Regions from separate parts of the Homo sapiens genome. Here region 1 is linked to region 2. Evidence: chromatin loops called from intact Hi-C (ENCODE). Cell type or tissue: endothelial cell of umbilical vein. All regions are shown on one strand. Each heading gives the region's core, and the rest is flanking DNA. Links, peaks and the distances in the headings are about the cores only. Region 1 overlaps CLCA4-AS1 (CLCA4 antisense RNA 1). Region 2 overlaps CLCA4-AS1 (CLCA4 antisense RNA 1).

Region 1 (2,937 bases), core at 296-2,795, 48 kb after region 2:
ACCCTCATCGGCCTCCCAAAGCGCTGGGATTACAGGTGTGAGCCACCGCGCCCGGCAGCGGTGCCTATTCATCTTGCAAGCTGATCTTGCAGCTGTAGAGGCTTAATATTGATTGGCAGACATTGAAAAAGTAACAGTTTTTACTGAGAAAACACTTGTTTATTCATATTTTAAAATTGATGAGGAAACATTATGCTATGTTAAAACTATCTTTTAACTTCTCTGTCTCTACTACTTGACTGCAAATTCTTTGAGGAACAGGATTATGTTTTGTCTTTGTAGCTCTAGCACCTAAGCACAGTGCTTGCAACATAGTAGGTGCTCAGTAATTTTTTTTTCAATGTAAATGAAATGAACTCAGGGAGATGTGAACAAAATATGTGGAAACATAGGTCTATGCTAGGTCTACTAATATCAACATGGTTTTGAAACATACAGATGATTACAAGGTTATATACTTGGGCTTTCTGTAGTACATTATATTTTCAATGTTTGCCGTATGGAATTTATCTAAACAAGTGACACATTTCTATTTTAGTGCTACTTACCATTTTCAGCATAGCGCGGTACATACAGAGCTTTATTCTGTTGTTGACTTAGCCTAGCTGTGTTTTTTCTTGCCTGGGTAAGCACTTTTAAACTGTATCTACCATTTCCATGGTAATCTGTAAAATACCTTGAGTAGATGCCATCATTCTTGACAGAATCAGCACCTTGATAATGAAATGTAAAAATTAGTCATACAATAAAGTAAAAATGACAGTCATATCTGTTTATGAACACTGATAATGTTAGTAATTTGGGAGATAGTATGTAGCACAGCGTTTTAAGTACATGAATTCTGGAATCAGACTATTTTGGTTGAAAGCTTGGGCCACTTGCTAACTCTGTGTTTTTGGAAAAGTCTAATTCATGGAAGGGATTCAATTAATATTAGCTGTTACTATTATTTCATAAAAAATACTTATCAAAATAAGAAAAAGCAACTGAAGAAAGCATATATGAAACACTGACATTAATGAAAATAGAGAAAAATTGTGCTCTTAAGTTCCATGGAAAAAGCAAAATTGTTCATAAAATTTAAAAATGGCATAAGTGCTATGTCTATGAGTTGTCAAGATAACTGAGAAAAAAGTTTTTAAAACATTAGGATTAAATTTCATTTACTTAAAAATATGATTCATTAGCAAATACAGGAAATATTGACTTCTAGGTCATAGAACTGTAGGAGGATTTTAAGTTTAGTGGAAGTTGATGTAGATTCTTATTACCTGCGCCATTGTCCCAGAGCTCCAATGTTACTTGATGTCCCTCTTCATTTTCTATAATGGCTGTTACATTGATTCCCAGAACAGGAAGAAACCCTTGACTGACTCATGCATAAACAATCACTGGGCTAGGGTAATGAGCTGTATTTTGACTCATGTGAGCAGTTGCAATTACTGGGAGTGTGGTAGGGCTTCTTGCTCGAGTGGTCATTGTCACAGTTAGCAATTGAGATTTGGTATGATTGTTTCGAACGCTGTAAGTCCAAGTGCCTGTCTGAAACATTAAAAAAAAATCTGTCTGAGAGCTTTGGTAATATTTTCCTACTTTTTGTTTGGAATACAAAATTATTTACAAATTTAAGCAGAATAATAATCATGATTTTTAATATTGAATTTCACAAACTAGTAAATAGTATGAATATGAATCCCTAATTATTCCATTTGATTTCTTTATTACAGATGATCTGTCATCATTTTAATATTGGCAATGTATAAGATGTTATCTATGTTATTTTTATCTTTTAAAAATAGAAATTGATTAAGAAAACTTAGAGAACATAAAATAATAGACCTACCTCTGCAATACCTGGTATTCGAAGACGGGCAGACCGAATATTTAGTTCACCTTCTTGAAAATCTGAGGTAGTATATTTTTTTCTTTTGGATCTTGAAGAATTATTGCTGGCTTTTGTATCGTCCATGTGACAACAAAGGAAGTATCATTTCTAACTGTACTATCCACAGGCACTGTACCATTTATCCATTTCTTCGCTGGGATATTCAAAGTTTTACTTTCCAACTGTTCGGTAAATAAAAACAACAAACACATGAAATCCATTTGTTATCATAGTTAATAAAATTTCCGAGTTTAGTCAGTTTAGAGTAATTTTGTTTGTTTTTAAGATTTCAATTAAAATAACTAAGAGTTATTTTAAAGAATTTTCCAAATGAAAAGGATACCTAATTCTAAAGAATAGAAGAATTCGGGAGAAGATGTGGCTTTAAGTGTTATGGAAAATCAAATTCAGTAAGGAAGTTTTTCTTCTGCATATCTGAAATATTTTCAGGCAAAAGAATTATTTGAGAGATAGGAGTTAATAATTAGGATAATATAAATTTATTACAACTGTGAGAAAGAAAATAGTTTTTTTTTACACTGACCTGAAGAGCCTGCTGAGAGATGCTGCCACTTCTAGATGAAATTCTGCTGAAAGCATCAATAAGGCCATTTATGTTTTTATGGGCATAAAAACGATGTCCTCCTAAAATCGAATTTTAAGTGGAAAAGTCATATTTGTTATTTTGCTCTCATCAATACACTTTAAAATCTATTTTAAAATTTTGTTTTAAACTTACAAAAGATGAACTTCCCAGCACTTTATGAACTTTCAGTATATCAGTGTCCCTTATGTAATCCTACAATAATAATTAAAACCTTGCTCAAAATAAGAAAGATAAGTAAGAATAAAAGAAACTTTAAAGAACAGGCCAAATTGTATTGTTTTTACATCAATCAGTCATCAAATGTAAGTGCCTGCCGCATTGGTAAAGCTGGTCTAAGCACTAAACAATGTTATAAAAATGAAATTTAAGATAGTTCTGAACCAGCTGTTTATCTTCTAGTTGGGTCTAAGGTACACCAAAACAATTAGAGAATTACAGTCTACAA
Region 2 (2,937 bases), core at 116-2,615:
AGAATCATTGAAATTGTACAATTTGTATTTCACAGTACACGCATGCATATGTATTTTGTTCTTACTAAAACAGTGGAAATGCGGCATGAAACTAAATCAATTTTTAAAAATTTTATTTCTTGATATGTGCATATTCCACCAATACTCTACTTTTGGCCTGCTGATGAAGAGTAAGGAAGGACTGAAAGGAGGAGAAACTATGGGTTGCCTTTTCCTTCTGTCATCTGTTCAGCGTAAGTGGTTGGCAGCTTTAAAAAACCATTTACTTTGTACTCTCATTGGTCTTCTGGAATTCACTACTCATAGATGTATTGAAAACACTATATATGAATGGGGCCTCAAGGAACAGCAGCAGACATGTGTCTGTAAGTGCTGATGTATAAAGATTTCCAAGATACCATATTAATAAAAAAAGTGTATGGAACAGTGTATGGGTAATTGAGTGTAAATAAAAAGGAATATGTGTTATATATATATGTAAGTACTTTGTATATGCATAACTTGTAAAATAAAAATAATTTTAAGAAACTACATATAGCAGTTACCTTTGGGGAGAAGGTATGGGGTAAGGAGCGGGAAGGGTAGGAAGCTTTCACATTTTATTTTGTATCTTTCTGTACTTCTTGGATTTACAACATGTGTATGTATATGTAGATATACACACATGTATAACATTTCTTTCATGTTTTTATTTTTAGATTTCATAGTAAAACCTTTGTTGATTTAATAAACATAATGGATACTCATTAAAATATTCAAACAGCATAGAAAGGGACAAAGAAGAAAGCAGCCAGCAATCCAAGTACCACTATCCAGAAATAGCCAGTGATATCTCTTTATGTGTGGAAATACAATGAAAATTGAGTGAGAGACATACACAGAGGAAGAAGAAAAAGAGTAAGTTATAAAAGGTATTAAATTAAATTAATTTAAATTTAGCAGAAATAAAAAACAAGTAAAAAATGAATAAACCTCATGTTATTTCTTTCCCACAGAGGTATTAGATCCTACAAGACCCCTCTTGGAGTCATTTTATGTGAGGTTTTCTTCTTCCTTCTTCTTTTTTCTAAATCACCTGTTTTAATCTTAGACATCATCTATTAACTTACCATGTTAAAGATGAGGTAATTAGAACTTATTTTTTTCTTTCGTCTTGCATTTGTCTCTCTACCAACTTACATTGCTTTTATTATTTTTACTTTGAGTTAAGCAGTGAGTCACCAGTAATGTCCAGTGTTATTGGAGTATGTAGGAAAACAAGCATTCTCAAACACAATATGAGGAAGTGCACATTGATAAAGATATTTTGAAGGGTAATTTGGCATATTAAGTAAAATTTAAATTTGACCCAGCAATTCTACTTATAGCAATCTATCCAAAGCATATTTGTACAAAGATAAGTATACAAGCTTTTGTGCAACACTGTTTTTAATACCAAAGAGTTGGAAATGTTAATCAGTAAGAAAATGGTTTTATGAAGTATGGTGCATTCGCAATGTGAAATACTATAGAAAAGTTAAAAGAATTATGGAGACAAATATGTACTGAAATGGAAAAAATTCTAAATTATATTGTTAAGAGAAAAAAGAAAGTCATACAATATACCTACAGTGTGATTCCATTTTATTATGAAATAATATAAATATATATCCACACATTCACACTGATACAGAATTATACATACAGAGAAAGATTGGGGAGAGGAAAAGGACTGGGAAGGTAAAGAGGAAAGTTCATATTTAATCCCATATACTGAAAATCTGCCTTTGTGTTTTACAACAGGAATGTATACGTTGTATAAAAGGCAGAGAAAAGGAGAAAAAACAGTCTCTTCTCCAATATGTGTAAGGAATCTAATTTTAGGTAGTATTTCTGGTTTAATGATTGATATAATGGGCAAATCTGCTTTCTATTTCGGATGAGAAACAAAGCAAAACAAAACACCCTAGCTTTTGACATAATCTGCATGCCTTGCCATAGATGTTAGCCAACAAACCAAAACTTCTCCTCACCTCAAAATGACATAATTTCTTTCCTATTACACTTAAGATCCTGGAATCATGTAGTTCACTGCATTCTTCAATCTTGAATAAAAGTGCTAGACTACTGGCAATGCTATTCTCTTTCAAAGAGCTTCTTTCCCATTATGCCCATGTTTTTACTTTGAGGACTGAATGCTCATTCCACTTTAAAATAAAGCTTAACTATAATTTTATTTTATACTTTAGTTACTGATATTACCTTGTGACTTGAGATGAAGACTAAAAGGAAAAGTAAAATAACAGTTTGGCTCACATTGTTGGAATTTAAGTTAATATGACTCATACTAGCAATTAGCTTCTTGTCCTGAAAGGTAAATATCAGTGTATTTACTGACGCTTTGAGGTATGGGAGTAAGGAGACAACGCCACCAAATTATGTGGTATAAGTTTAAGCTCTTAAGTTACCAAGGAAAAACTTAAAAGGATCCACTTGCCAGTTACTTACCAATATGATCATCTAACAAACACCTATTATGAGCAACCCCTATGCTAAGTTCCATGAAGGACAGCAATATAAGATATAATCTTTTTTTTGTTAAACGATGTGCATACGTGAGATAATATGGAAAGTTGAATCTAAGAAAGCCTGGCTTGGGAGGTATTCAAGTGGTCGTGGTAGAGTTAAAGATACCCAGAAGTCTTCTAAGAAGCACAAAACATGATTCCTGTACTCAGAGACATGCAGTCCTATTCACATGCAAAGAGGACCTACACTGGCTATTGCCAAGTATCAAGCGAGGTGAGTGCTATCATAAGTCACAGAATGGATACATTATTTGAGTAGTCAGATAAATCTCACAGCATGAGGCATAAGATGTCTAATAATGTCTAGAAAGCAATTGGAAATATGTGATTAAAGCTTGGGAATGAACACTGGGTTAAAGATAGACACTTT

The links. A loop is a pair of places that touch in the nucleus more often than their neighbours do. Peaks named below come from ENCODE experiments on the same cell type or tissue, not always from the same donor. Only the 100,000 strongest peaks of a DNase experiment are listed, where the experiment ranks them.
Region 1: it touches region 2 in a loop (2.1-fold over the local background); 1 of 110 quality-filtered maps calls a loop at or near these places.

Annotation. Positions count from the first base shown.
Region 1 is chr1:86,646,910-86,649,846 of GRCh38, reverse strand. The region is part of intron 4 of CLCA4-AS1 (CLCA4 antisense RNA 1); the gene reads left to right. It also overlaps the pseudogene CLCA3P. Among named protein-coding and RNA genes, the nearest start is that of CLCA4-AS1, 56 kb to the left of the region's middle. RefSeq lists an enhancer at 1,041-2,240. In endothelial cell of umbilical vein, for the core only: no CTCF peak of the experiment used is centred there; a DNase peak (open chromatin) is centred at 1,396.
Region 2 is chr1:86,694,995-86,697,931 of GRCh38, reverse strand. CLCA4-AS1 (CLCA4 antisense RNA 1) reads left to right here. Exons shown (of 5, transcript NR_135837.1): 2 at 170-233; 3 at 699-911. Among named protein-coding and RNA genes, the nearest start is that of CLCA4-AS1, 8.0 kb to the left of the region's middle. In endothelial cell of umbilical vein, for the core only: no CTCF peak of the experiment used is centred there; DNase peaks (open chromatin) are centred at 1,221 and 2,171; H3K27ac peaks cover 2,045 bases.